Linked DNA regions of Homo sapiens: regions 1, 2 and 3 are each linked to region 4. A link is a loop called in an ENCODE intact Hi-C map of the cell type or tissue named here. Cell type or tissue: PC-9. All regions are shown on one strand.

Region 1 (8,000 bases), 100 kb before region 4:
TTGAACTCATGGGCTCAAGTGATCCCCCTGCCTTGGCATCTCAAATAGCTGGTACTACAGAGGTGCATGCCACCATGCCTGGCTAATTTTTAAATTTTTCTGTAGAGACAGAATCTTGCTATGTTGCTTAGGATGGTCTTGAACCCCTGGCCTCAAGCAGTCCTCCCACTTCAGCCTCCCAAAGTGCTGGCATTACAGGTGTGCGTCTCCATGCCCAGTCCTGTCTGTTTCATTTTTAAAAATATTTTTTTGAGTTGTAAAACAGCAAGTTAAAATTATACAAATCCTATACAAAGCTAAATGTTGAGTGAAATTATTTTTCTTGCTTTCTGGTTACCCAAAAAAAGTATTGGTTGGGCAAATTGCCTATTGTGGATCAGAGGGTGGGGCTTTAACAGGAACATAATGACAACCACAGGGCTTTGTTGATTGGCTTTGTTGCAGGCCTTCCATTAAGTTCATTTGAAGTACATCCTTTAATATTCCCCATATGGGTCTGTGAGTAGTAGGACCATTGTTTACATTGGTAAAAATTTTGATCTTTGAATGCCTGAAAATGTCTTATTTTGCCTTAATGATTGAATAATACTTAGTTGGTCATAAGATTATTGATTTACAGCTGTTTTCCTTAGAACTTTGAAGATTTTTACATTGTTGGCCTTGACGTTTATTTTTAAGACGTTTCCTAAGCATCTAATTGTTGTTCCTTTAAGAGTTTTGCTTTATTCTGATGTTTTTCTGTTCCATCATAATGTATCTAGATGTGGATTTATCTTTCTCCTGCTCATGCTTTCTATCTAAGGACTTTTTCTCTAATTCTGGAAGATCTCTCCAAATATTGTATCTTCATAATTTTTTTTCCATTCTTTTCAGAAATTGATATTAGATATATATTGGAGCTGGCCAATCTATCTTACAGGCCTTTCAACCGAACCTTAATTTTAGAGAACAGACTCTTCTCTCCCATGCTTCCTCTTAGGTAAAGTAAGATAACAGCTCCTTGCCATTATCTTCAAATTTACTGTTCATTTTTAATATGTCACGTATAGATTTGAACTCATTCATTGAGTTTTTCTAGTTCAGTTGACTGTACTTTTATTTTCTAAGATTCTTAATTGTTTTTTATATCTACCTGTTCTTACTCTGCTTTTTAATTTTCATAAATTTATAATTGTTTAAATGGATGCTTCTTTATTCATCTCATTATCCTGAACATATTTATCTTATTTTATTTTTTACTTTTTTACAGACAGTCTCATTCTCTTGCCTAGGCTGGAGTGCAGTGTCACAATCATAGCTCACTACAGCCTCAAACTCCTGGGCTCAAGTGATCATCCCACTCCAGTCTCCCAAGTTGCTGAGATTATAGATGTGAGCCACTGCACCTGGCTCTAAACATTTTTATTTTAAAGTCTTTGTATGACTGTTCTATGAAATTAATTTCATGTGGGCTGAATTTATAATTGGATGGGGGATTTGGCTTTCTTAGAATTAGATTCTTTTATGTGTTTTGGAATTTTAGTTTGCAGGTTCATTTTGAACTTGAGAGATATTTGCTTTTTATGCTATTTCTTTTATTCTCCCTCTTTGACGGATGCTTTTGTAGTTTCACAGTTACTTTCACCTGGTTCCCCATGCGCAGTCCATAATTAGGTATTATAATGGTGCTTATATTTCCCTGCTCTGTGATGACTTGGGCAGTATCACAGATGCATCGAGTAAGCAGAAAACCTGACTCAATTCTTTTCCTGAGACTTCTTTCCTTCTTTTCTAGGTCCACAGCTGCTGATACCCCTGGGGCCCCAAATAATAGGTCCTCCATCATTTTCTATCGCTTTCTTTTACAAATGTGTGGCTATCTGGGTATTTTCAGAGAAGGGAGGAGGCCCTACCTCAGTCTTTGGCTTGAAGGAGTGAGCCAGACTCCCTTCCCATCTAGCACATGGTAGTTTGGGTTCTCATACCCCTCGCAAGTCCAGTTCTCTGTTGCCCCTGCCTGCTTCTGGCCTGCAGTTCGGTATTTCATTGACCTTCGCCCCACTTTCTTTATTTCTGTTTCTTTCTTAGTTGGTGGAGATTTATCGGGCCTTTAAGGCTGATGACGCTTACTGGTTTTCACTTTTTAAAATTAAATTTTCAATATAAAATATGTGTTTAGATCAGAGGGGCTGTTTTGGAGCTTGAACTTACAGGACTGACTTGACCTGACCTATACCATTTCACTTGGCCCGTCGGCCTTTCTTTGAAGTCCTTTCCCCAGGAATGCCAAGGAACTATTTTATTGCTGTCTCCTGTCCTTTCCTCCTTCTCTTCCAAAGTTTCTTCAGAAATTAAGGGATTTACTTTCTTCCTAGTGTTACCTTGATTGGGCAATGTTCAGAATAAATTTCAGAGCTCCACCTTCAGTGTAAATATCAGTGTTATTCCAAGCTAGGGAGAATAATATTAAGAAATAAGTAAGTTTACAGAAATTATTCTCAGGAACCAATTTTCAGGAGATGTGACATTTGATGTGATGTGTATTCAAGTATAAATTTCCACTTAGCTTTTATATGTGTTATAAAATAGCTGAAAGAGCTTCATGTGTTGTTAGAGTTCTCTTTCTTTTACTTTTGAATAAGAAGTAATATTGTAATAAAAACCTTTTTATATCAAAGCTCTTTAAAAAGCAAATGTTAATAAAACTGGAAATATTTTTTTCTTCATCTTAATAAATCCAGAGAACCAGAAAATATCCGTGCTTCAGGGCACTTTTAAATGTACCGTGAATACTTTACGTTTAAGGATAACACTGTGCAGGAGACACTTCTCCAGCCCTCCTTTACAATCTTTTAAAGACCCACTATAACTTTTCTGTTATTCCAGTAGGTTGTGCTCTTTTGCTCAGATCCAGAACTCTGGTCATGCTAACCAACCAAAGTTAGACAACTTGCAATTCTTTCTTTATGTACAATAGTTTAATATTAACTATTGTTTTCAAAATTAGTATTTATCTTTAAAACAATTATTCTTAAAATCTTTTGAAAGTATGTGCGCATGGTAAAATTTTTGCACAAAGTGAAAGCGATTTCAGCGAAAGCAAATCTCTCTAATTCCAGCCCATGCCTTCAGGCTTCCTCCTCAGAGATGGCCAATGTTGCTGTTCCCTCATGTATCCTTCCTCACATCTTTTATACATGGATATTACCTTTTTCCTCAGTGGTAGCATATCATACGCACTGTTATGAACCTTGTTTTTTACACCTAACAACTAATTTTGGAGCTCATTCCCCATCCATATATACAAAACTGCCTCATGATTTTTTACATTAAAACAGTTAACTATTGCTAGAATCTTGCTGTACTCAACAAAGCATTATGTAGGAGTTGTTAATGTCCATGACATGTTTGTTTTATTTTAGAGTAGGATGAACCCTCTTTCTCTGGCCCTTCTGGTGGGTAGATTTTGAAACTTCATACTCAGAGAGATAACAGAGCAGAGTTCCACTGTGTGGCTCTTCAGTTCTGTGTTTTCAACAATAGGTGGCACCAGCAATTTCTGTATTTGGGCTGTATGTAGAGAGGAAGCATCATCATTTTGATCATTTTTCATTTCATATTGTGTTCACAGATTATTAAGAGCAAAGATGTGTTTACCTGAAGGCCTAGAGGCTTGCACATGGATACATGCATACATAGGGGATTAAGAAGCACTTTGTAGAACGGTACCTGTACTGCGATGCTACAGCTCTTCCCTTGCCCTGGCTGTATTTGCAGCTTCATCTAATGAGACCAGACACTTAGTTAATACATGAGATTTTATAATGATGAATATGATTTTATATACAAAGTAGATCTTTGCAGGTGCATCCTTTTGAGATTTATCGTGGTAGAAATTTGGTCTTGGCTACACATATGAGAATGTATCATTGCACTGGAGGGTTATGTACTCTCAGAGCTTCACCTGTTACATTCGCATGGACAGCCCCTCTCCGGCTCAGCCCCGACTCCTCCCCTATACTCCCTTGTCAGTTGTGCCTAGAGGTCCCGTCAGCATTTAAAACAGCATTTTAAAACTAAATTCATCATCATTCATGAGAGCGGTTCCCATCTTCTTCTTTTTTTTTTTTTTTTTTTTGCCACCTTAGACTTCTCTTTATGAATTTCTACTTTACCCTTTTGTCTTTCAAAAAATTTGCTTTATTTGTATTCCCTGACAACAAGGCCCTGATCACTTGATAACTGTGTGATTCTCCTGGCCCCTTCCCTTTTGTTCTTATAAGTATGGGGAGAAATTCTCCTGGTTTGAGGATGAGAAATGGATACAGTGGGGCTCATCAAAGTTTTCTAAGTTAGACATGTACTGATCCCAACAAATTATGTGATCCCAAACAATTTCAACACAAAGTACATTCCGATGCCACCATTTCTTTGCCTGTGTCCCTCGGGTCCCTGGACAGAACTTGGAAATGGGAAGTGAAGAACATTTCATTCTATGACCCTTAGCAGCATTGTTTTTTAATTGAATCAGAATTGCTTCTCCCTTGCTTTTCCTTCCTCAAGGGAGTTCAGAGCTCCTTGGCTTCACCTGACTTTATGCAGTGGTTTCATCCCATGATAATATGTTGGGTTTCTGTCTTAATAGAACCTTTGGTCTTACAGAAGTCCCGGATAGGTCTGCTGTATATCTTTATCCCAAGACTTTATACATTCCAGAGTTCCTGAAAGCTCTTGCAGTTACTGGCTTTTCCAGGATTCAAGTCACTCTTGCAGTCAATAGGAGATACTCACATGGAATTACTACAGCACACAGAGAATTTTGAGTATTCTTTGGCCCAGAGAATACTGATCGGCCCCATATTTTGCCTTTGTGCTAGGATGGAGCTCCATATCAGAGAGATCAATACAATCTGAAAGTCACTGCCTCTTCCATAAGTCCTGCTTTAAAACCTTCGGTAGCTTTTCTTAATTTTCCTTTCAAGGCTATCATTGTGTGGGCGTAACTTACTTACTTTTTTTTTTTTTTTTTTGGTAACATAACGTGACCCAGAACCATCTTTAGGAGTGTGGCAAATTCTGTCCTGTCTTTCTAGGACGGGGTAAAATAACCTGCCTCAGGATGGAACACCCAACCGAGGGAGGAAGAGAAAACTAGGGGTGCTTGCTTAGGTTGCCAGTTGCTGCAGCAAGACCTGAGGCTCCAGTGCCTCCTTCTGTGCCCGTGCCCATCTGCAAAGCAAAGGCCCAGAACTGCTGTGTCATTCTTCCACAGACCGCTCCCTGCACCAGGCTTCCCCCTTGCATGCAAGAACTCTTGTTTTCCTTCCCAGGATGCTCCTGTTGCTAGTTCTCACCAGATTTATCTCTATATGGCTGAGATCAGCTATGCACCTCTTAAGCATGAATAATTCTGATTCCCTTTAAAACTGGATGGGTCAGTTTTCCAGGAATTTACTCCAAACTAATTAATAATAATTGCCACCACTTACTGAGGCCATGGTGTAAACAGATAACTTTGCATCCACTGTCTTTTTCGTCCTCACCAACAGCTCTTATGTGATAAATATTGTTACTCCTTACTCATTTTTCAGTAGAGGAAACCAAGATTCAGGAGAATTAAGTAACTTGCCTAAGGTCACACAGATAAGGAGTAGCCAGCTAAGGAGACTTGGCTTTTCTCTTGAGACCTTGCTATCTCCAAACTTTGAAGCAATGCTATAGAGTTCTACTTCAGAAGGAAGCAGGAAGCCATATCATTTTCTTATCTTTACCTCTGCTTAGCTCCACCTTACCATTCCCTCCCCCTTAGGCATAGTCGGGTTGTTTCTGTGAGGCGGAGTTTGAGCCAAAGCATAGCACACCCTAACTTTCTCTTGGGAGGAGCTCGTCTTTCTGTTTGAGTTTCAGATGTTGTCTCTGTTGGTAGTTTCTTCATTTATTCAACATATATTTATTATAATGACAACATGCGAAATACTGAGTATGAAGTTGTTAAAAAGATGTATATGGACCTATCTTTACGGAGTTTTATAGTTTAGTTGGGAAGAATGCAGGCTATATCTAAATAAGAACAAAATAATTAACCAAGCAAGAGGTCAGTTTACTTCTGTTCCTTCTTATTGTCAAGATATTGGAAAGCAGAATTAATTTGAGTATCCAATACGTTATCTGTTGAGAAGAGTCACTTTTGTGAATGTGACTGTCTCAGAGGCAGGAATTAGTAATTTAAACCAGCGTATGTTTGAAGTTGATTAAAGGAAAATATTCAGATTCCTGAATAACGATTTAAATGTGCTGGAACATTACCTATTACCCACATATTACATGGCAATATTTTAAAAATCTGGCCAGTGTTAAAATGATAACGTTTCAGGTAGGTGGCGCTAATAAGTGTTCTTGCACTCATAGAATGTTGAGTTAGAAAATGTTGTGGGTTGCTTTGACCTTCTCCTTCCTCATTTCCCCTGAAGAAATTAAAACTCAGAAAAATTGCATATGCAGTCTTCCCCTTACTTCTCAAATTCATGACTCGTAGGATGAATAGACTCTGGTTTATTCAAGGTCTCAAGAGTTCAAGTTGTCAACATTTCACCCTCTCATACATTAGCAATGTCAATGACTTGGAAATTAATATGGTTTGAACTTCATGATTCTTTCCCTTAGATGTGGTTGAAGTACCGTGAGCTCATCATTAAGAAGCAGTTAGTTAGCTTTTCTCTTTAGCCTGCCTTGTCTAAATTTCATCTTCTACTACTAAATGGTTTTACTAGTTATAGTGACTCAAGAGGCAGTTTTACTCTGTGTGACTACTTTAGCAGACCACATTAAAGCATTTATGTTCCTCGTTAGGTTGCAGGAATGAGTTTTCTTAATGCCATCACTGAATTCCAATGGAGGAAATAAATTACTCATGCATTTTCTAATGGTTAAAAAATTTTCCAGTGTCTTGGCTGTCTAGTTCTCATCATGCAGAGGTTCCATTACCAAAGAGTAATTGTATAATTTTGACTAGCAGGTCTATACTACTTAGAAAATCAACTAAATAAAACATTTGAGTCACAGGTCCTAGGCCAAAATTTTAAAGAGCGAAGTATATGAGAGTCAACCTTTTGCAGTTGTAGGGGAAAATGCAAGACTTAGAAGAAAAAAACTGGTCTCATCTTATTAACTTACCAACTTTGTATATATAGGCAAGCTCCTTAACGTCTCTGAGGCTCATTTTCCTTATCTGTAGAAATGAAGACAGCCGTAATAATGCCTGCTTAACTATCTCGTGTGATTATTGTGCAAGTCAAATGAGATTGCAAATGTGAAGGCTTACCAGAAAAATAGTAGGAAGATCTATATAAATAGTATATTATTATAGTTTAAAAATATTGTAGTAATGATAACGATACTCATAGTGATAATCGTGATCTAAATCTTGGCATAGAATTATGTATACCAGAACATTACATTGGTTGGTATATTGACAGTGTTTGAAAAGTGCAAGTCACTAAAAGAATGATTTTGCTGTTCAACATTGATGTCAGTAAATGAAAATAGCTTGAAATACTTCCTTTGTTCCAAAAACAGTTAAAAGCAGCTTTCAAAGATAGAAATAAAAAAAAAAAAACAGAAAAAGATGAAAAACAGGTAAGTGGGGGAATAGGAGAAGGGAAAGTGGGATGTAACAAAGGGTGAAGTTAGGACTCAAAATGCGTCTCGTAAGCCCTGTTCCATTTGCTAGAGGTGTGCCAGAGATTTGGTTCTGGATTTTCCTGTAGCCAATGCGGTGAGAAAACAATCAGCTGTGTAGAATCTTAGTGTCCATAAGGTTAAATAGTGAAGCACAGAACTCTTCCTAATGATGAGACACAAGATAGTGATTTTCCCAGGGAGTCCTCATAAAGAGGACAGTGTATGATGAACGACATCTCACAGAACATCTCAATGGTAAACATTCATACACCTTTGGAAGCTGTCACCAGTGAGACGGCCAGATGACAAATCATTGAAATAGTCACAGTTTGTTAGCAAGC
Region 2 (8,000 bases), 170 kb before region 4:
GGGCCGCCCTCCTCCTGCCTTGTCCTACGCGCCTCTCCCCCGCTCCCGGCACCTCTCCCGACTTCTCCAGCCCTCCTCTTGGCAGGAGTGGTCTCGAGGACTGAGACCACTGCTCTGTGTGCCTCCTTGAGCCCCACGCTAGTTTGCCCCGGTATCCGCTTGGCCCTCATCTCTGGAGCATGTAAACCTGGGGAAGGGGTAGGGAGGTGCTTCCGGAATCACAGGGAGTAGGGTCCGTAGAGACAGGACTCGTGGAGTCGCGGCCCCGTTTCACAAAGAGGGTTGCTCTTGCACCCTCTCCCCGAGCCGGCAGAACCAACTTCCTCCAAGACTTCAGCATCTCCCGAGAGTTGGGGCCCCAGGGCCCTGGAGTTTGTGAGAAGAGGGAAGTTCTGCAGCTCCCCCCAGTGGACCAGGTCCCTTTAGTATGGGGCCGGGAATCTCGAGGAGAGACTATTAAAGCTAGAGTGGACCCTGGCTTCACCTGATGAGGAAACCGAGCCCCAGAGACGTTAGAGGTTTTGCCCAAGGCCTCACAGCCAGTTGTCGCAGACCCTTAAAGTTCTCAGGTCCCGGTTAAGAGAGCATTTCTTGGCTCGAAGATGACCTCAAGACAAATGCAAAGTCTGGTTCTGTCCCCTCTGAAAGCTTTGATGAGTCATGATTTCTGCCTTGGGAGTAAGCCAGACTTCTGTTTCACCCTCTGTCTTGTTCCTCACTGGACCTCCCTTTTTAGACTAAACTTTTTTTTTTTTTTGGGTACAAAATCGACTTGTGTTGGTTTAAACCTTCCTACTTCTTCTCTTTTATCTCCTCCTAGTTTGTTTCCGCTGGTTCTGTGTGAAGCAGGTGCAACCTGTAAAGGTTTGCAGAAAAAGAATCCGCCACGATGAAGGTCGTTCTGAGAAAGTTTGAAGCAATTTAGACAGGAGAGTGTTAGATTATATGCATTTTTTTTTTTTTTTTTTTTTTTTGCAATTGAGAACAAGCTGAGGTGTAAGGATCATCTATAACCGTACTGCAGTTTTCATTTATTTTCACTGGTCATCTGCGCAGCCAGACTAGCTCTGAGGCTACCTTTGAAAGGAAGTGTAGGGGACATTTTTTTTTCGCTATTTTCAAAACACCTGTCCTTATTGGTAGTTTGTAATTGCTTTCTTTTCTTGCCCAGAAGACTCAGTAATCCTTGAGTATGAGTAGATCAATTTAAGTGCTGCTGTTAACTTCTCCCCTTGGTTCACCTTAGGCCAGTTTGGGGACAGCATCGTTGATCCCCTGATTCCACTGAAGTTCCTTAGTAGGCAGGTTATCAGAGGTTGAATACCTAGGGTTTGTTGGTTTGCTTGGAAGAAGTGATCATCACTTCAAATAAGAAAGGCAATCTTTATTGGGGTGGTGGATGAACTCCAAGGTCCACCTAGTGGGTGAATTTCCTACTGAGCTAAAATAGCCTGGGTAGGAGAGGTTAAATAATACCCAGAAAACGTTTTGTATTAGCCCTGCCTTCATTTATGCAGGAGAAAGTGGTCCTTCTGCCATTCCAGAAGAGAGCTCAGTGTTCTCGGTCTTTTTTTTTTTTTTTTTTCCTCTGACTGTTCTTTCCTGCTAGTAAATTAAGCCTGAGGACATTCATTCTTTCCACTGTTGTCTCTCTCATATTATAATTATTGATCTTTGGAGTTGGAGTGTTAATTTACTCTTCTCCCAGATTATAGAATACATACTTCTTGAAGGAGATAACTCAGAGTGGCGTCACATGCACATTTCTCATCTCTGGAGAAGTCATTTTCTGTGTTTCTGTGATTATTTTCTGTAGAGGGCATTATATTGTAAATAAGGTGGAAATACAGGACTTAACTGTTTTACTTTTCCCTAAGTTTGGTTGGTTCATAGACTATCAGGACTGGGGAAAAAAGGCACATAGGAAATCTGTGTGATAAAAAAAAAACTTGTTGCCATTCTCATTCAAGGAAGATGACACATAACAAAACCTTTGAAATGACATTGATACATAGTTTGATTAAAAGATGTCCAAGTCCCCAGTTTTTGTAGTTTCCCACTTACTTTAGGCAGAGTTGACACAAAAGCCAAATTTTCTATTGAGATGAAATATCCTTACGGAAAAGCACACTTATCTTGAGCTCGATGCATTTTTTTGCAAGTGGAACACACCCACATAACTAGTCTCCAGATCAAGAAACAGAGCATTATCAACACACCAGAAACATCTCTCACACTCCATTCTAGTTACCACCTCTGCCTAAGGTAACCGTTGCCCTGGTTTCTAACAGATATATTAGTTTTGTCTGGTTTTTTTAAAAAAAATCTTGTGTAAATGGAATAATTCAATATGCACTCTTGGGTCTGGCTTCTTTCGCTCAACACAACAACCTTTTATTAGGTCAAATAATTTGGACTCCCCCTTTAAAGATGATGGAAACAGTCTGGCTTGCAGAAATTAGTGAGGCATTACTTAATATGATAGAATTAAGGAAAAACACTAACCAAACTGAAGCCATATTTATATTCTGATGACAGTCTGGTTAGGGAGACCAAACAGACACAAGTGAAATGTCTAATGTGACACCAGTGTAGGAAGCAGGAAAATTCAGAGGCGTTCCTTCCACTAAGGCAACCCAGAGTGTATTTCACCGTCCTTTCGTGAGGGCCAGCAACCCCCATAATAAAAAAAAAAGTAAGTGCCTGGTTTCAGTATTGAACTGTTCATTTGCAACTTTTAGCTGGGATTTTTCATTGTTCACCAGTAGGCCAAGATAAAGGCAAGAATAACATGCCTACCCAGAAGAATGGAATAGAATTTCTGTGCCACTTTTTCCTAGTAGAGAAAGGAAAAGACTAGGAAACATGCAACTGTAATTAAACTGGTTCCATAAGCCATGGGATTCATGATTATGGTCACACCTCACTTATATTGTATTTATTCAGGCAGTAAATTATAGATGTGGGTTATAATTGTATATTTCACTTACACCATGTTTTTCAGTATGAGCAGTACAGAATGAACAATATAAATAGAATAAATGTATGTGAATATATAGATGTAGCATAACTATATGATAAATGTACTGTGAAAAATATATATAGGTGTAAAACAATCTGTGTACATGTAAGGGCTGGGGAAAGTTCAAAGATAAATTAGCTATGACCCCAAAACTTAATAAAATTAGAATTTAGACAGGAAAGTGAAACACAGGCAAATAACTGTAATGTAGTGTAGAAAGTTATGAATGTTGAAAGAGAGGTGTGTAGAGTAAAATAACATTTATTGGGTCCTTTTGTGTGCTGAACAGTGTGCTAAGCATGTGATGTGGATTCTCATTTATTATTCTGTAATTTTTTTTTTTTTTGAGACATAATTTCGCTCTTGCTGCCCAGGCTGGAAAGCAATGGTGTGATCTTGGCTTACTGCAACCTCCCCCTCCTGGGTTCAAGTGATTCTCCTGCCTCAGCCTCCCAAGTAGTTGGGATTACAGGCATGTGCCACCATGCCTGGCTAATTTTGTATTTTTAGTAGAGATGGGGGTTTCACTGTGTTAGTCAGACTGGTCTCGAACTCCTGACCTCAGGTGATCCACCCACCTTGGCCTCCCAAAGTACTGGGATTACAGGCGTGAGCCACCGCACCTGGCCCATTATTCTGTAATATTATGAACTATGCACAGTAGCATCATTATCCCCATTTTTACAGGTCAGATTTATAGAGACTAAAAAAGGATCAAGGAGGGCCTAAAGTGGGTGTTTGGGGTGGGCTTAGAGGATAAGTAGGATCTGGATTTGGGGGAAAAGAGAACAAAATAAAGGAGGAGGGAAAAGACCATCGAGCTGGACTCTAAGGCGGTTTGTAGAATTAACAGAAACAAAGATCCAATCATGTTCCACTTTGGGAAGAAAAGGAATTTGTAAAACTTGAATTATGAGGTTCTCAGTAGCTGAGGGCAGACTTGAGTCAAGGAAAGCTGGTGGGGCCACCCTTGTCTGACATGATCTCTTCAAAGCCAGGAACAAGAATGACTGCACATTCCTTCAGGAGCAGCAAGACTTGCTCAACTGCAGATGGGCAGATAGCGTCACAATGCAAGATCAGATCCTGTCCTATGCTCCATGATAAAGAGATCAGACTTTCTGAATACCAGTGATTTCTAAAGTTCTAAGCCAGCTCCATCAAATTTCTTTTGTAGGCCTGCTGAATATTGTACACAGAAAACCAACCAGATGCCAGGGCTAGTTACGAAGTTTTGTTATTCTTGTGTGTGAAGAAATGGATTAATGTTTTCCCAACCTTTTCAGCATGACCGATAGATTCCACTTCTGTCTGTAACTTGGCTGAGTCATTCACAGAGGTTTTCAAAAAATCTTTTTAATAAATATGTTGTCATGTTGGTTAAGGGCCTAGTCATTGTTGTGGATGTTCATACTTCCGCAGTGATGTCAGTGAACATAATTTAACTTCTGTAAAACTGCTGTCTACCAACAGCCAGAAATAGTTACATCGGTCACTTTTAAGCAATAACTATGCTGAAGGAAAAATATCACTCAGTTACATGTGTGATGGGGACACAATAAGATGCCTGAATATTTGGTTTGAGTGATAAATTTTATTTCTAGAATCTTCCATAGGTAGATGTTTGTTACCCTTTTTGAAGGATTGTGATTTTTTAGCCTTGCAAATACTTAGTCATATGGACTAAGTGTTTAGTTACACAGACTAAAGGATAATGAATGCTCTTTTCATTTGCCACATTTTATTCCTTATGTACCCTCTTGTGTGAGGATGGGCTTGTTTTTTGTTTGTTTGTTTGTTTTTCTTGAAAGAAACATCTCCAGCCAGTTATTTTACTTCTATACTTCTGAAGAAGAAGCCTTTGTGTCTCAAACCCTGGCCATGTGCTATTCAGTGTTTGCAGTTCAGGTAATTAATTCAGCAGTGACATCATCAGGAATGTGTTCATTTTTCCATTTCAAATTCCTCTTTTCAGAATCTGATGGCTAACTCATATTAAGAACACATTTTGAAAGACTCAGTTCTCAAAGACATTGTGTGTTAATTTAAACTTTACCCACTTTAGCAGTGTAAGAGGGGAGTTTTATTCCAGGGAAGTTACCTATCCCCTGCAATGAAAAAGATCCAAAATTTTCGGTAATTTTGATCCTTATTCTGTCAGTTGGTTGATCAGTTATTACTTATTGAGCACAATTGATCAATTGATACTTACTGCACAGTGAAAGATAGCAGTGGTAGGAATGAAGCTTTGTATCATTGAATCCTTACGTTTTATAAAGCCAAAAATGTCAAACCCTTAGATCTTTTCTGTTCTTCATTCTAGCTATATTTTGTTATTTATTTTACTTTGACTGTTCAACTCTGTACCTGCAGCTGTTCTTGGTAAGTACTTGGGTAGACAAATAGTCCAAGTGCTTTTTAACAGTGACTTTTATACTGTTTTGGCCGTGACTCACCCTACAATATATTTTTTGTCTTACCCAGAAGATGTATATGCATACAAATGGGCAGATAGGTATACCCACAAATAAGTGAAGTAAAACCAATAGTTCACCATTAATATATTTGATGCACTCCAATAGCTTCTATTTTATTCTAGTAGTCCTATTTCATTAAATAATGCTTTCTCCGTTGAACAATTAATTTCATGGACCACCAATGAATTGCAATCCAGTTTGAAAAACACTACTTTAAAATGAATACTTCATTGAATGTAGATGTAGGAACTTACAGCCTGTGGGCCCAAGGCATGGTACTTTCTGAACTTATTTACGTTTTTCTTAAAAATCTTTTTGGTTCCAAGTTCGTTTTCATTTTGTGTGATTTCTTATAACTGACCAAGAAAACCCCTAATTTTCCTCTTCTCCCTTGCCATTTTTGGTAGGACCATGGCTCTCTAGACCTTTCTGTACTCATTGATGAGTTAATGACTGGGGCAAAGTAAATGAAACACTTCTAATAATTACTAGTGAAAGTAGTGACATTTAGTAAACTAGGAGGATATGAAAGTTATATAGATGCACTGAAGAGTGCAAAGGAGATTCTAAGAGAGGTTATTGAACTTTTAATATTGCCCTCGAGCGGTGTATTCCTGAAGGTCCTGAATTTGCTCCAGCAATCTGTAGCCATTATCACTGTGTGGAAGGCTCTCAATGCTGCTTCTGATTTTTAAATGAGGATTGACTAAGAGGAGTAAATTCCTGAATCGGATGTGGTCATTCTTTTTTTCCTACTCCCTTCCTCTCCCTTTTCTCTCCTTTCTTTCTTCTGTGTCCTGTTCATATTTACTACCCATATTTTGAATGTCATAGCCATTAATTTAAATTTAAAGTGACATGGCCAGTCCTTTCACTCTATAAACTTAGGAAAGATTATTTTAATTTTTGAGAAAATTTTATAAAATATAAAAATGAAAAGTTAAAACATTTATATCTCTGATTAGATTGCACAGGTTCGAATTGACAGATAAAACAAAGTCAGAGTTTCTATTAGGTGAGGTCCCTCATGTTCATTACATTATCTTTTCTGAGTAGTCTTTGGAAGAATGGTCTTGAAGAATCCCTGCAGAGGACACTAATTTGTCTTCAGTTGGTATAACTCAGAAATAAAACCTCTTTTATTTCGTCTTATTGGTGATTATATTGCTTAAGTAACATTTGTACACCTTGGTGTTCAGAATAAATATATTCATATTCTTAGAATTACCAACGTTAGGCCTTGGGAGTGCCCAAGTGAATAGGTCTATACATTCTAGTTATTAGGTGTAACCTCCCTAACTTTCTGCTCCACATTTCAATAATGAGGAATTATCTCAGTTCTGTTTCTGTGTAACTTCGGTTGCAAATTCTATGAATTTGTCAGTTGTACTGCATAAAATTATGGAACCACAGAAATGATCAAACTCTACCTTGTTATGGGTTATCATATCATAATATAGTATCCTCCAGTTTCAATTTGGGGAAATAATGTTGTACACATCCAATATATTTCCTCTATAATATCCTCCAGTTTCACAGGCACATGTTTGCACTTTCCTCTGGTTAAAATTGCAGACAAGAATAATTTTGATTTATTGGTGACATCTAATATAGCTGTGTTTATATTGTTGCCAATAAAATGACTTACGTGATTGGTTTTTGTTTATACAGTCTTTTCTGAGGAGTCAGTCACCTGTGTTAGGACAAGGGACATTCTGCTTATTTAAATGAACTCCTAGGATCTAAGAACATTCAGCTCTATCTGTCCTTGATTGAATTGCGAAATGTGCTTCACACTGCAGCCGTGCATGAGAATAACTTATATTATCTATCAATAGGCTTTTCATTTCTAGATTCTTCTGGCTACAAAAGCTGTAACAAGAGAAGCCCATGGGAATAGCAGGGACCTATTAACAAGGCAGCGATGTTGAAAAGGCGGCATTAATGAAATTATACAGTCATGAACCCAAAGGGAAAAAATAAAAAGGATCAATAAAAACTCTTATTGTAGATGGCTTAGACAGATATATAAGAAGTAGAGTCAGAAGCAGTTTGTTTGCTGGCCAGTATTTTGTGCCTCATTATCGGGTTTTCTATGCAGAGTAAGAAGTGCTTGTGGCATAAGAAATGGAAAATGTAACAAAGGCTAAATGTAGCCTAAGGAAATGAAATGATGTATGAAAATTAATAATTAACTGGCTCATCAGATGAGTTATGACTCTAGATGGGTCTGTTAATGATATTTACTAAGAAAGGGCCTTTAGCTGTAAATAGGCATTATGGAAGTCATGTTCTTGAAATTTTCTGGAATGGATGAGTTAACATTGCTTTTCGTTTGTTTAATCTTTTAATCCATGATGAGCAGTGCCTGGAGCCTTGGGTAGAAGGTAGAGTCATGATTTTATATTTTGATTAAAGTCACGCATTTTCAGAAAAACTAGTGGAATTACTAAATGGTTTTGTGCCTTAGTTTCCTTAGGGTTAAGTAATTTCCTCTCTGA
Region 3 (8,000 bases), 49 kb after region 4:
TTACAGTCCCTCCAAATCACAGTGGCTTAGCACAATCAAAATATATTTCCAACTAGTTGGGAGGGCTTTACACGTGTTTATCCAGGGACCCAGGCTCCATCCACCTTAGGTTCCAGTATCGTGGGGGTCCACAGTGTTTTCTCCATTTAGCCAGATAAAGAGCAAAGAAAATGAGGATTCCTCATGAGAGGACTGACAGCGGGTAAGTGGCTCTCCTCACATCCCATTGGCCAAAACCCAGGTACATGGCCAAATGTAGGTGCAAGGGAGGCTGGGAAATGTAGTCTAATTTACTACACAGCTGGCAGCCTCTGCCATTGCAGTAAGTATATGCGACAGGGTAAAAAGGGTTAATGTGGTGAGGACAAAGGACTGCAGAGGCCTGGCTAGGAGGGTCCAGATGCTTAATAATACTTTGTATAGAAGGTAAGTGGGTCATTTTTGTACCAGCTCTGTCTGGTAGTCATGCTTCCCTCTAGCACAGTATTCCTTAGTGATGTGCAAGAATTTGAGTGCCTGGCCTGCACTGAATATGAAGCTCATTGTGTAACCTAGGAATAGCTAATGGCCAAACAGTTCTGGGGCAGATTCTACCCTCTACTGCCGTAATCAAGGACAAGCCAGGCAAGACTGGAAAAACGCCCTGTGGAGTAGAAACCCTGCTCATGAAATCAGTTGCCCTGTGTTGCTGCAAGTTGACAAGGACTGTGGTAAGCAGACCCACCTCAAACACCGTTTCCTTGAGAGGTGAAGGGGGTGTGAAGGTTGTACGATGTACGCCCGGGGGTCAAGATGATCCAACGGAAGGCCTGGCTGCAGGTATTGCCACTGAAGAGCCTTGCGTTATCTGCCCCCTCACTTTATCTTTCTTTGATATTTGTAATGTATTTTAATGCCCCTAGACTTCTCTCTTTTGTTGACATTAGTATTTCAGTTTTCAGCCAACTACAAAATATGTCCTACTCAGGGCCAGGATTAGTGTCAGAAATCTAAGGGGGTGCCAAAAGCTCAATAATAAAGGTAAATAATATTTTAATGTAATATTTAATCAGTATTAATTTTTAAAATCCTTGGTGAACAAAATATCAAAATTTTAAATGGGGTAGAATACACATTAGTGATTTATCCTTTCCCTTAGCTCCAGTATGGCACAACAGGGCAGTATTAAATCATCTTGTCTTTATTTAAAATTTTGATAATTTGTTCATCATGCATTTTTTTGTACTAATGTTGATTATTTTAAATACTGCATCAAAATGTTTTTTTATCCTGATTACTGAGTTTTTGGAGCCCCCTTAAATGATTCACCTATGGGGAATACATCATGCCTCACCCTAATCTGAGCTCTGGCACTTACCTCTGTGTCTCTAGTGCCTAGCACAATACCTGAGACATGGTGGGTGCTCAGGAAATGCTTACGAATGCAAGAATGCTGGAAAAATAAATGGGAAAACTAATATGTCAGGTGTCTTAGAATTGGAAGAAAGGATAGTATAGGAACCACAGCACACGGTTTTCAACCCAGTCATAAAGCCAGGGGGGTTCCAATATAGTTAGTCATTGAATTTGACAAGCAGGCAGATTCCTGCACAAACACTTTTACAATAGCATTTTCCAAATGGATCCTGTATGTCACCTTCTTAAATCATTGTGCATATTTTCCACCCTTAAGGAGGAGAGTATTCAGAGTATCCTTTCTTTTTTCAACAAGTGTCTGTTAAATAACTACCTTTTTCTTATTTCTTCTATTTTCTTCCCTTTTTTTTAAATTTTGAGAGAGCAGTGTTGATGTTTACTTATCAGTAGCTCTGATTCATTGAATTTCTCTTACATGTTGGGTGTTGGGTGCTTTGAATGATTACAGCAACCTGTTTCAGGTAGGTTTTCTTTTTTCTTTTTTTTTTTTTTTCACATCCATCTTTCAAAGGTAGAAAAGAAGGCCTTTCCTTATTTTGAGTGGATTTAAAAGTAGAATTTTAAGCTAGGTTTCTCTGGCTCCATAGCCATGCTCTTCCCAGCACTGGGGACATGCTTGGGGATAAAGGCATTCCTCTGGTTGTGACTTTAACGGCATCCCAAAGGCAGAGGAACAGAATGCGGACTTTGAAACTGCTCTGACCTCCGCTGATGACAGGAACATTGCTGGACATGCAGGTGAGAATCTTATCAGTGGGATGAACTGCCCCAGACTTGTAGAGGCTTTCAGGTGGTGGGCTCCCTTTTTGCTTTCTTCGCTATGGCTTGCAAATCCTGCAGTTTAAGGAGGCAGCATACCTCTCAGAGGAAGTACAAGACAGTCTTTTTCCTAGTTTGCCTTTGACTAGGATCTTAAGCCTGTGAGACTCTTTGGGCTTCAATCTTTTAATTTGCAAAGAGGGAATAATTCTAATACCTTTCACTTACCACCCATGTTGACTATTGTTGAGTATGTGCAAGGCATAAATGTCATCTGTGCAAAATTTAAATGTTTGGAATTTACTCCAAAAGCAATGGGACCCTATTTCAGGGAATCAGAGAAGGTAATGATGATACAAGCTGAAACCAAACCACAGTAGAATGTGAGTGCAGGAAACCCTCCTTTAGTATGAAATATCTTGTTTGCATTAAGCTGTTTTACCTTGGAAGAGTTTGGTTCTATTTAGCAGTTTCCTAAAGAAGGAAGGCTGTATTTTCAGCCAAAGACCTGGAAAACATTTGTTTTTAAGAAAAGGTAGCTTAATCATTTTTCTGATGTTGTGGGGTGGGGCGGGGGACAGAGGGGAGGCATTTCAAAGCACAGACTTCTCTTATTCTGATGATCCAATGCCCTCTCTGAGTTCTAAAGTAGCTAAACACATTCATAGTAGTTTCACTGAAAGAAAGGACAGCCTGGAGCCAAAACTTTCATGCCAAACTTTAAGCTAGGGCAGAGTTTTATAGCCATGTTAGAAACCTCTGAAAGAAGGGGGATTATAGTGAAAAATGCTGACCTGTCCTTAACCTAACAGCAGGAATGGCAGCACCACAATCATAATGGTTTCTCCACCGCTTTACCCTGCCTGGCTGGCAAAGATCTCTTGGCTTCCTTTTGCGGCCCGATCTGTAGATGGGACAGCTAGGTAAATACCAGGCAGCCTGTGGTGGTTCCTGTGTTTTGCTTGAGCTGTTACTGGGCCACATAGATCTCCAGAGAGCCTTGAGGCCATGCAAGAAGAATTATATTGTTACAGAATCAGAAGATTTGGAAGTGCACTTGAGTTGTGTAGATCAGAAATTGTCAGACAAACCCCTGCTGAACCCAGGGGTTTCCCAGAAGAATGGGTCAGGAGCAGGACTTTGCAGAAGCATCTGGTGGAATGGGGCCAGGCAGGTAGGGGCAGGATACTCCATACCTCCATTTTAGCCAAAGCACCACTGCTTTGATACATATTGGGTTTGACATAATATTATATTTGCAAAAAGGATTATATTGAAAAAAATGATTTTAAGACCACTGGTCTGGTGTAACTTACTTTCGGTCCAGAAATTTCTTTTACAAATTCTTAGGCCAGAGATAATTCATTCTCAATTTACTTAGCTCCAGCAATGGGGGACCATATCATTCAGGGTCCAATGAAGAGACTGGAATCACACCAGTCATTTTAACAGAGAGCTCACTATAAAGAATTGTGAACTAGGTATCAGAAAACTGGGAAAGTAAAAAAGGGAAGAAAGTGACTGCATAAAATAGCTATTCCCTCTTGAGATAGGAACAAAGGAAAGAGATTGGAATTATTAAAACTTAGAAGCTCAGAGGAAGGTATGGAGCTGGGAACCAGATTTCTGAGGAAGAGACTGCTAAGGAGGCTGGTTCTGGGAGTGTTGGCAAAATGACAAACTGGAATCCACTGCTGCTGCCAAGATGAAGAACCTTTAGTGGAGGGACGCTGACAAGAGAACAGGACCAGCCCGCCCTTTCTCTTTCCTTCACTTACCCCCCCGCGCCCCCTGTTGGTAGAGGCCGACAGGGACTACCCTGGCAAAGGAGAAATATTGTAGATTTCCAGTGTCTCAAAGAACAGCATAGAAGGATATTTTCTTAAGCTGAGATGCAATAGCTTAACGGCCAACCCAGGGTTTCCTGTTCTGTTGTTGAATCAGCTTTAAATGAGAAACAAAGAAGCAGACAGAAAAACAAAATCTCTTTCCTTTTTTTGAGGAGAAGTATCTTTCCTTTCTAAGTTTTATTTTCTCCAGGCCAACTATGCCCAGTCCCTCTCCTGTCTCTAAGACATGCTGCATGGATGTTTTGGTTGCCATCCTTTGGACAGATGCCAGTTTCTCAGCATCTCTTTTAAATGTGGGTCTCAATTTGTCAGTGCCAATTGAAAGCCTTAAGAATGTGCATACTTTCTGTATTAACAATTACACTTCTAGGAATTTATCTTTATAAATTTTTGTCTGCCTAGAAATTAAGCTATAAGGTTATTAATTTCAAAGTTGCTGACAATTTTTTTAAAAACATGGAAAAATCATAAATGTTCAATAATAGGGGATTGCTTTAGACTGTGGAATACTCAGCAGATATCAATGACAAATAAGAAGAAAATTGGACATCATCGTTGTTATTGTTTTTTTAGACAAGGTCTTGGTCTCTCACCCAGGCTGGAGTGCAGAGGCTTGAGCTCAGCTCACGGCAACCTCCACCTCCCTGGCTCAAGCCATCCTCCCACCTCAACCTCCCAAGTAGCTAGGACTACAGGCATGTGCTTCCATGCATGGCTAATTTTTATATTTTCTTGATAGAGACAGGGTTTTGCCATGTTGCCCAAGCTCGTCTCAAACTCCTGGGTTCAAGCCATTCCCTCGCCTTGACCTCCCAAAATGCTGAGATTGCAGGTGTGAGCCCCTGTGCCCAGCCAAAAAATTTAACATTATGAAAAGAAAGTCACATTATATTTTTAGGAAAAATAAGACAGGCTATGAAGTGGCATCACAGAAACATTCATTTTTTAGTACATATTTAAATTCACATTTTTAAAGAAAGACTGGAGGATGTGTACTACAGATAAATATCCAACATATGGTTGGTGGCTATTTTGAGGTGGAGAGATAATGGTCAATGTTCTTTTTTATCTACTTATTTGTATTTTAAATATAGTTTACAATTTACAGTTCATTAGAATATACTAATTATAGTACATTTTCCTTTTGTAAGAAAGAAAAATTAATGTGGTACTCAGAACAAAACTTTAGGTATGGGAGCATAGGAATCGGTCATAGGAGATAACACTACAGGTATGCGTTGATGAATGCATAGTATAATAGGATCACAGTTTCCCTTCCTCTGAGAAACATAGTTTTAGTAAGACAACCTAAGATGGCATTCTTTTTCTTTTGCAATTATGTTACTCCGTGGTAAATTTATAATCATTTAAAATTTAATATTTTTTTCACATGGAGATTATAGTTCTTATGGGATAGTAGATGGAACTCATTAATCAAGTCTTCCTACACTCTACAGATTTAAAATGTATTGTTTAATCAACTTGTTGGGCTATAATTTACATTAAATAGAGTGTAAATATTTTACATTTTAAATATAAAGTTCCATGAAATTTGACCAATGTGTACCCTTGTGAAACCACCACCACAGTCAATATATGGAACATTTCCATCACCTCACAAAGTACTAATTTTTTCTTCGTGAGGTGTTCCTTTGCAGTCAATCCTTCTGTTGGCTCTGGGCCTAAGGAGCCACTTCTCTGCTTTCTATTCCTTTAGATTAGATTTGCCTTTAAAGGAATTTTACATAAATGGAATAATGCTGTATGTACACTTTTGTTTCTCACTTCTTTTCCTCAGTATAATGTTCTTGAGATTTATCTGTTGCTGCATGGTTAAGTAGTTCCTTTTTATTGATGATTAATGTTGCATTGTACGACTATATCACAGGTTGCCTATGCATACACTTCTTGGTGGGCACTTGGGTTGTTTCTGGTTTTGAGCTATTTTGAATAAATCTTTTGCAAATATCCTAAAAACTCTTTTTAGCACCTATGTCTAGGCTATATATTGATCCCTATCGAATATCTTTTTTGTTTTGTTTTGTTTTGTTTTGAGACGGAGTCTCGCTCTGTCATCCAGTCTGGAGTGCAGTGGCACGATCTCGGCTCACAGCCAGCTCCGCCTCCTGGGTTCACACCATTCTTCCGCCTCAGCCTCCCGAGTAGCTGGGAGTACAGGCACCCGCCACTATGCCCAGCTAATTTTTTTTTTTTTTTGTATTTTTAGTAGAGACGGGTTTCACCTTGTTAGCCAGGATGGTCTCTATCTCCTGACCTTGTCATCCGCCCACCTCAGCCTCCCAAAGTGCTGGGATTATAGGTGTCAGCCACCGCGCCCGGCCTGAATATCTTTTTTATTTTTAAGCTTTCAATAAATCTTACTGACATCTAATTGATAAAAGTTGCACATATTTAATGTATACATTTTGATGAGGTTGGACATATGCATACACTCGTGGTACCATCGCCACAGTAAATGCACTGAACGTATTCATCTCCTCCAGAAATTCCCTTTGTTGTTGTTGTTGTGTTGTTGTTCATCTCAGTCTTTTAAAGGCTCAATTCCATCACTGAATGAATTTTCTTCCTATGGTAGCTACTTATTTGGTGAGTACGTCTGTTGTCTTCATCATGAGATCAGAAAACTCTATGCTGCTCCCTAACTATGTGACCTTGAGCAAGTCTCTTAAAGGAGAACTACAGTTTCTGTATTTGGAGAAGAAAGAAGATCATGGTAGATGATCCTCTTGAATTGGCTTCAGGCTCTAAAATTCTGTAGTTTGGTAAAAATGCCTAATGACCAAATGGAGGCAAGATCTCGTTACCAAGATCATGGTGGCTTTGGAAGTGACAGAGATGGCTGAGACCAGGAGGCTGAAATGAAATTAAGTCCTATGATGTTGCTTTAAGTTAATGCTATCTAAGAAAAGGTGCTGGTAGAGGAGTGGGGCCCCAAACTTGGCTTCATAGTGATGGAGTTTCCAAATCAATGGAATAGGGAAAGCACATCTCCTATGATACAGTAAATGATTCAGTTATAAAATATAGAGCCATAAGAAAGAAAATATAATACAGTTGGGTAGAATCTTTATATCTGATGAGGGAGGAAACCAGCTTAGGACATTGATCACAGAAGAGATGGAGAACCGGGATGGAAATTTGTCTGAATCTCTCAGGATTGTGGGGCTTGATGACATCAGCCTTCCATAAATTACTAACAGGAGGAGTAGGTGAGTGTTTACAGATATATGAGCCACAAAGGGCATACAAAACAAGGAATCAGGAAAGAGGAGAACTAAATTTCTAGAATTTCTCTGACAAAGCCCAGATGATGAGGACACCAAGTCATGGCTTAGGTTGGGTGCTGTTTCAGCCTGAACCCAAACTATGGTTTGGGGACCCACCCTGAAATGACCCTGCTCCCCTAGAGACCCCTGGTTCATGATATTGACCATCCCTAGGCTGGAGCTAGCTCAACAATAAATTAGCAAGAAGACTAACTTGTGACTTGCATTGGGATGAGGAACCAGTCCGGCGGAAGGGAGCTGGAGAAATAGAAATACTAGAGAGTGGGAGGAAATGCTTGGAGTGCATGTCTTGTACAAATTTAAATGAATAAAACTTCAAACTTGCACCTTGGCTCTCAGTTCGTATGATGGCCTTCTACAGCTTACTTCTTCAGTGACTCTTTTCTCTTCTGCATTGTAAGCAGGACTTTGTGTACTTACACACATCAGACACACACAGAGCAATTACTGAGCACCTCCTATGTGCCAGGTGCTGCTCTATATACACTTTCATGCGTAATTTTACTTAAATAATTTATTTAAACAATTTCTAGTAACTCATTATTATACCCATATGAGAGATGAAGAAACTGAGGCAGAAGCTAAGCTATTGGGGGAGCAAGCGTTTGAATTCAGGTAATCCGACTGCCGCGTAGGTGGTATGTCCTGGTCAGGGTTAGGGAGGAGT
Region 4 (8,000 bases):
TGGCCCATAAAATCATTCTTCCCTCTTAGGCCTTTGGGCCTGTGATGAGAGGTGCTGCCAGAAAGTTCTCTGAAATGCTTTTGGGGCCTTCCCCCATTGTCTTGGCTGTCAGTACTTGCCTTGTCTTTACTTATGCAAATTTCTGCAGCCTGCTTGAATTCCTCTCCTGAAAACGCTTTTTTCTTTTCTACCACATGGCCAGGCTGTAAATTTTCCAAACTTTTACACTCTGCTTCCCTTTTAAATATAACTTCCAGTTTCAGCTCATTTCTTTGCTCACATATATAAACACATGTTGTTAGAAACAGCCAGGCCACATCTTGAACTCTTCGCTGCTTAGAAATTTCTTCCTCCAGATACACTAAATCACTTTCAAATTCAAAGTTCCACAGATCCCGAGAGCAGGGGCACAATGCCTACAACCTCACTGCTAATGGATAATAAAAGTGACCTTTGCTCCAGTTCCCAACAAGTTCCTCATCTCCATCTGAGACCTCCTCAGCCTGGACTTCACTGTCCATATCACTGTCAGCATTTTGGTCATAATTCGGGCAGTCTCTAGGAAGTTCCACTATTTTCCACATCTTCCTGTCTTCTTCTGAGTCCTCCACACTCTTTCAACTTCTGTCCATACCCAATTCCAAAGCTTCTTCCACATTTTCAGGTATCATGGTAATGCCCCACTCCTTGGTATTAGTCTGTTCTCGCATTGCTATAAAGAAATACCCGAGCCTGGCTAATTTATAAAGAAAAGTGATTTAATTGGCTCATGGTTCTGCAGACTTAACAGGAAGCATAGAAGCTTCTGGGGAGGCCTCAGGAAACTTTCAATCATGGTGGAAGGCGAAGGGGAAACAGGCATGTGTTACATGGCTGGAGCAGGAGGAAGAGAGAGAGGGGGAGGTGCCACACACTTTGAAACATCCAGATCACATGAGAACACTTATCATGAAAACAGCACCAAAGGATGGTGCTAAACCATTTATGAAGGATCCACCCCCCATGATCCAATCACCTTCTACTGGGCCCCACCTCCAAAACTGGTCATTACAGTTGAATGTGAGTTTTGGGTGGGGACACAGATCCAAACCATATCAGAGGGAGGGTTAACTTTATCCCTGTTTGGCAGATGAGAAGACATAGACATGGAGAAATACGGCACAAAAATGTTAAGTAATTTGCGTAAGTCCCCAAATAGCAGATCCCAGGCAAGCTATCTCCAGAGCCCACACTCCAAGACACTGCACAATTCTGAGAAGTCTGGAGGTATAGGTGTTCATTATGTTTCTGGCATTATGAAAAACACTTAGATGGCTGTATTGAGCACAGTGGTTCTTGGTCAGACTTGTTTGCCTGCATGTGTGAGACAGATGTTGCCATTTTCCATTTTCCAGAACATCCTCATAGTTGTACCACAAACATTTACATGTTCCCAAGAAGTTCACCATTAATTTTCATGCTTCAAGGATACCATTTGTGACACCATTTGTGCTTAGATGGGGTTAAAGTTGACCAGTGATCGCTTCTTGGCCTTTTGGCTTTACACTTGAGTGTAAAGTGTAAAGTTGACCAGTGAATTTGGGAGTAGGAGGTGGTATAGTAAGAATGTGGAGATACTAGGGAGATAATTAGCATTTCTTTATTACAAAGCAAGAAAACAATGTGAATGTATGAATCCAGAGTAGAGAGTTACAGAGGCAGCCTTGACCAGTGTAAAATTCTGGCCCAGGAAGATGGATTTATAATTACTACCCCCACTGACTTCATATTCCATTCAGATCTAGTTAGCAATTATGTGGAGAGACATCAAAGGATTGACTTGGAGTTTTTTTGTTTCTGCTTTTTGAAAAATGGTACTGTATATCATCAACAAAGATGACCAGGAGAGTTTCAGTGGAATAACTTGTCAGTATTTAATATTCACTTATAAGTATCTTTTGTTTTCTTTCATTCATTCTAATTTCACTGGATAGACTTTATTATGTAATGTGCATTAGACCCTAGGTTAGGTGCTAAGGAAGTAGAGATGCTTCAAACAAGAGCTTTGTCTTTAAACAGCAGTGAAGTATAAAAGTGAGAAGATGGCAGGCATGTAAAGAGTTTAGTTCCCTGAAGCACTATAGGTGCTGAGGCACATGTGTGATGGGAGATGTGGACAAATGAAAGAAGCAGTGGTCAGATCTGCCTAACAGGTAGTGGAGGAGGAGGTCATATAGGAGGTGACCCTTGCATTGAGACCTTAAAGATGCAGAGGTGCTCACTAGGTGGATAAGTTAGGGTAAGGGCATTCCAGGCAAAGAGAAGAGCATGAACAAGATAAGGGTTAAAATAAATGTTTCAGTGATCACATTAGTTTGTATTGGCTCTAAGGTGTGCATGTTTTTACATTACAACATCTCTGAAATCTGGACATCATGCACTAGTTGGACTGGCAGTTCATGTTCTTACTGGTACGTAAAATAATGGTACACCTTACAATATGTGCCATTTTAGTTTTATGAAATAATCTATTGGTATGTTTTGCCATCAAGTAGTATTCCTTGGATGCTGTTCCAGCTGCTATATCTTTGTTTTAGAGGTAGATAGATATTAATACCTTTTTTCTGAAAAGGAAATAGGCATGGAATGACTGAGTTCCTTAGATAAATATATGACATTAAATTTGACAGAATACTTGATAATTGATGTTGCTTTTAATAATAGTGGCTAGTAGCAATGGGACCTGGGGAAAGAATTCATATAGAGAATTCATTCATTCAGTCTTATATACTGGACTAGGCTATGAACCATCACATTGCCTTTTTTTCAAGGTAAAAAGGGAATATGAAAAGCTAATGCATGTAGCTTATTGAGATTTTTAAAGATATTGAATTTATGATGCAGTTACATAAAAGTGTACCTACTATTCTTGGTGTCAAGATGAAGCCCGGATAATACAGTGCTTTATGAGTTACGAAAACAGAATATCTATAACTGATCTTTTAAGGCACAAGAAGATGGATCAGATATAAACTGCAATGGGAGGGGTCAAGGAGAGGTTCTGGTTTATGTATCTGGGAAAGAAAATCAGAGAAATTTCTTTTGGAGCAAATGATCTTGGAAAGTGTACAAGGAAGAAACTAGGCATATCAGAGCCTAAATTTAAGCACACAGGTGTCATAAAAATACATTCTCGTAGAATCAGTTTCTGTTCTCCCTTTAAATCCCTGTGTGATTTTGTGCAGGTCAATTACCACTTGGATTTTAGTGTCCCATAAGTCTGCACTAGACCAGGATTCCTGGCAGCTAATGATGCTGTGACTCCCCCAGCATTTTTGAGATAGGGCTGCACTGATGGAAACAGTGACTGCTCCAATGTCTTGTTTGTTCTATTGTTTTGGGGGGCTCTTGGGAAGAATGTTACAAAAGATGACAAAGGCACTTTTGGGCTATTGATTTAATTTTGGGGAAAACAAAATAGGAAATTATGACCCCTACAGCTAAGAAAAGTGACAGTGACACTTTTCTTCCTACTTCGATCCCAAATATATCAATGAAAAAGATGGGAAATTTGCAATGTAAAGCTTAATTTGTTAAAGATTGAGATCGTATATATTTTTGTTTGCTAGAAATGGGAACAGAGTGTATAGTTACTGAGACTTGACCAGGTAGTTGACAAAAAAAGTTTGAAAAAGTGCATCCATGTAAAAAGAATGTCTAGAATGATTCAGCTCATTATGATTTTTTTATAAATGAGTCATGGCAGTGTTTGCCTTTCTCAAACTCTTTGCTTTTCACTTTTCCATAACGACACAGATTCTTGTGGGTTCCTTTTTTTCTTTCCCCTTTGGGTATGTACCAGCTTTTACTACACTGAAAGATTGTTACTAATGAAAATGAAAAATCTATGTCCAATTTGGTTACCATGCTGTTTTTCAAATGAGCATTTTGTTTACAACTCTCTCATCCTGATATTTTAAAAAATTGAGTAGATGTCCAATGACAATGTGTTGAGATGAGGAGAAAAAAAATCAAGAGTAGAGAGACACAGCCAGACTACATCCTTGTGAAGGGACTTTTTGGAAGTACAGATTTGGAATGAAGTAAACCAGTTAAACAGGTTTTTTCCAGTAGTGTCAACTTTCCTTGCTGGGTGATTCAAGATATTAGCTATTCTAGGAAAAAACTTGGTTTGATACAGGCAATCCCATCTACTTACCACCTTAACCCTTTAGGTAAGGATATTATAAAATATGATTTTTAATATAACTGGACACTTCTACATAGAAGGAGTAAAATTTAAGCACATTTTGTATGAGTGCTGATTATGGAAAGGTTTCTATTATAGCGTTATGGCTTTGTCATTGGAATTGGAGAAAGCCTTTTGCTATCACCAATACTAAAAAAAAAAATGATCTGAGGACTGTCTCTAAAGATGGGTCCTGATATAAGCGTGCACATGTCTGTATTTACTGATTTCTGATGTAAGGGACATGAAAGCTAACCTGATTCATTTGTTTTTAGGGGCTCTTGGCTTTGGGCCTCAGTGCAAGTCCATTGGAAAAGGCAGCTGCAACAATCTAGTGGTCACCAGCAGTCCCATGATGGTTCAGCGACTGGGACTCATTTCACCTCCAGCAAGCCAGGTCTCTACAGCATGCAACCAGATCAGTCCTAGCTTACAGAGGGCAATGAATGCAGCCAACCTGAATATACCTCCTTCAGATACCAGGTCTCAAGTTAACTTTTTTTTCCCCTTTCTTTATGGTATAAACACACCCCACAAGTGTTTTCCGTTCTCTTTCTGAATACACACACACACACACACACACTCATACACTTACACACTCAAGCAACTCTCTCAATTTGAGGTTTGTAGGGGAATATGTCTAAAACTAAGTATGTGCCATCTTATCATCTTAATTGGGAGGAATGCTTTAATACCTACTGTCTTGTGGTGTGAGTGACATGAATACCTAATTTGAGATTGTGGGGCCTCAGTGACTGAAACACGGTGTGTAAATTTGTCAATTTCTGGTGAAGCAATCATATCATGGCCTAGCAAATTTGCATGGTCCATGTACACCTATCTTACCTGCCAGGTTTTCTATGAATATGATGCAGAGTTTCCAGGCAGCTCAACAATCTGTCTTGTCCATCTGTGCATCCATCCAGCTACCCATCTACTTAAATATTTGTTAAGTTCCTACTGTCTGCATAATATAATAGTTGAAGTTTAGGGGCCTAGTAGAGAGAGTAAAGATAGAAAGCATAAATTTTAAGACTTTATGATGTGTCTGGAAAGGCATACTTTTGTGTTTGAGTTACATAACATTTCAACACAATGTCGATTAGGTTCCATAGTAAGTAGGTACTATAAATGCCATGTGTCTATCTCCAAGGGAGGGAATTGAATAGAAAAGGGAAATCACCCCCTCAGACAAAGCTTTATCTCTCTCAAGGTTGATATTAGGTGGGAGGGGGCATAAAGCCAAAATACTGTACAGTGTTTAAGGTCTGTGTCTATGTTTGAAATAAATTATTTTATCTTCTAGAAGTTATTTTCTTGGAAAAACACAATCCACAGTTTCTGCCTTAGTCCTAGTTCTGCCATAACTATGGTCTTGCAAAGGAATTTTACTCTCTAAGCCCCTGCTTCCTCTTCTTTAGGATCTGTAACCTGCTATGTGCCTTGCAGTTCTGAGGTCTTGTGTCTTCTTCCTTTCCTTCCTCCTAATCCTGTTCTCCCCTCTTGTATCTCTGTGCTGTCCCTCCTAGTCACTATTTGAGACTCTGAAATCATAGTTCCTGAATCATTTATTTATGCCAATTTTTTCATGAGATAGAAACTTGTTTTTCACCTGAGACTTTTTGTGATGGGAAGCTGCTGTCATTTTCCCATTGATGATTATGCCTTAAGGGACTTCTCAGACTTGCTGAGTGCTGCATGTAAAATGAACTGTGCTCATGGGGTGGGTGTCATTGGGAAGCCTTCAGCTTCCTTTCTGTGGCAAGTCCAGCCCATGCCTTGAAGGCAGAAGTATAATTAACGGTGAAACTGACAGTAGTCAGGGCACAGACTGCTTAAGCCATGTATCTTATGCAGTCCCTTTTATGGGTCGGCCAGAGAGGGGTCATTATCTCATTGTTTTCTGGCATATTTGATTCCTTAGCATAATTTTATAACCTTAAAAGACAACACCTTAACGATTCACTGACAAGTGTTTTTGACTATGTATTTATTATTTGAGTCCTTCTATGGAATTTTTTTTTTCAGGATGAGCAAAGAAACAGGAATTGGGAATTGCTTGGTGAAATATGGAACTTACTTTTAGCAATTTGGAAAGGTTGCATTTATTTGTGAGCCTTGGTTTGTGTATTTCATCAATGGAGAGAAAGAATAAGGGGCAACAGTTCAATAAGAGGCAAAGTTCAACATTTTACTGGAGATAAAGAGAAGATGGAGAGAGAATCAGCTTAGCGTTTTATACATTGGGGGCATGCTGGGAGTGGATGGAAGTGGAAAAGGGGGCATGAACTGTCCAGTTTGAGAGATGCTGCCCTATGAAAAGCTGCAAAATGTATTGTTTTTCCTGAAGATGTAATTCTTATTCACTGTAGAAAATGTGGAAAACATGGAAAAGTACCAAGCACTAAATGACAGTCATCCTGAATTCTGTCCCCAGAGACGACCATGGGTGGAATTTTGATATACATCCTTCCAGTTATAGTCAAACATATACAATAAACATAGGCTTTCCTTTCCACTAAATTGATCTAGTAATCTACATAGTTTTTAATTACTTTTTTCCAGTTAATATATTATAAGCTTTTATAATAAAAGCCTCTTTCAACATCATATAATGGCTTCTTCCTGTCCAGGATTCCACTTTATAAAGAAAGTGTATAAATAAAATTATAATTTTAAAAATTAGTCTTTTGTTAGTTGGCACTTAGTTGTTTCCCATTCTTTAAAAATTATAAATAATGCTTTATTGGATCAGCTCTGTACATCTTTTGTTGCACAATTCTGATTATTAGAATAAATTCTTAAAAGTAAAATTTGTTGTGTTAAAAGAGTTTTGAGGCTTTTTATACATATTCTCAAACTGTACTGCAGGAACTCACTAGCAATTTATAAACTAACCAGCAGTCCAAGAGAGTGCCTGTTTTCTAATACACCATTCATTACTAGGTATTATTATTTTTAGAACTTTTACTAGTTTAGAAACTTTGCCAGTTTGATCTGTAAAATGTTATTTTATCTTAATTTGCATTCTTAATTATTGACAATATTAAAGTTTTCATAAATAAATCTATGAAGTTTCATAGATTTATTGGCTGTTTGTATTTTTTCTTTTGACCTCCTTTGGGTATGTTTTTTGGGTGTGCTCATCTTGGGGAAAAGCTCTTTTTCCTTAGCTTTGTTGGATTCTATTTAATCCAATAATAAGAATCCTGCCTTAAGGCTATATATTTGCCTAGATTAATTTCCCAACCATTTCTGATTACCTGTGCTTAATGATAAATGCAAACTATACCTTACCGTCTTGAAGATCCAGGAGTCATTCTCGATTTAGGCCTTGCCAAAACTCGAATACAGAGGCCATTGTATATATTTCCCCTAAAATGACAAGGCTGAGGTGCTGATACAGTAACATCATACAGCAGTTTCATAGAGCAGTCTAACAAACATTGAGTAGTAGAAGAAACATTCTACTCAGATGCCACCTGCATGGCTTTGGTAGCATACTTAGCTTTTCTAGTGTTTTCACATGCATTGTAATCCTGCATTTTATGATTGAATTTTCATAAACTACCTGCAAATATTTCTGTTTAAGACCCGATGGAACCAGGACACAGAAAGTCCAAGTGCTTAGCTTGTCAGTGACAAAGTTCAGCCATCACCGAATGTCATTCCAGATCCAAAAAGGCACTGTATTTAGATTTTTATTTCCTAAATCAGAAATTCTTGGTGATGGTTTCCTTTGAGAGTATATCCACAAAGGTCAGAGAAGGCT

What was found. Peaks named below come from ENCODE experiments on the same cell type or tissue, not always from the same donor. Only the 100,000 strongest peaks of a DNase experiment are listed, where the experiment ranks them.
Region 1: a loop joins it to region 4, with 5 times the contacts of the local background. A loop is called at or near these places in 4 of 110 quality-filtered maps.
Region 2: it touches region 4 in a loop (9-fold over the local background); 11 of 110 quality-filtered maps call a loop at or near these places.
Region 3: it touches region 4 in a loop (4-fold over the local background); 7 of 110 quality-filtered maps call a loop at or near these places.

What each region holds. Positions count from the first base shown.
Region 1 is chr9:4,224,316-4,232,315 of GRCh38, reverse strand. All of the region lies in intron 2 of GLIS3 (GLIS family zinc finger 3), which reads left to right. Among named protein-coding and RNA genes, the nearest start is that of GLIS3-AS2, 71 kb to the left of the region's middle. In PC-9, a CTCF peak has its summit at 3,501 (motif pointing right); a DNase peak (open chromatin) is centred at 6,695.
Region 2 is chr9:4,289,878-4,297,877 of GRCh38, reverse strand. All of the region lies in intron 1 of GLIS3 (GLIS family zinc finger 3), which reads left to right. Among named protein-coding and RNA genes, the nearest start is that of GLIS3-AS2, 5.4 kb to the left of the region's middle. RefSeq lists an enhancer at 515-809. In PC-9, CTCF peaks have their summits at 201 and 409 (motif pointing left); DNase peaks (open chromatin) are centred at 377, 657, 4,047 and 4,367; H3K4me3 peaks cover 1,795 bases; H3K27ac peaks cover 5,285 bases.
Region 3 is chr9:4,073,654-4,081,653 of GRCh38, reverse strand. All of the region lies in intron 4 of GLIS3 (GLIS family zinc finger 3), which reads left to right. Among named protein-coding and RNA genes, the nearest start is that of GLIS3-AS1, 180 kb to the right of the region's middle. In PC-9, a CTCF peak has its summit at 3,971 (motif pointing left); no DNase peak of the experiment used is centred here.
Region 4 is chr9:4,122,445-4,130,444 of GRCh38, reverse strand. GLIS3 (GLIS family zinc finger 3) reads left to right here. Exons shown (of 11, transcript NM_001042413.2): 3 at 4,504-4,711. Among named protein-coding and RNA genes, the nearest start is that of GLIS3-AS2, 170 kb to the left of the region's middle. In PC-9, no CTCF peak of the experiment used is centred here; DNase peaks (open chromatin) are centred at 3,744 and 4,094; H3K27ac peaks cover 2,503 bases.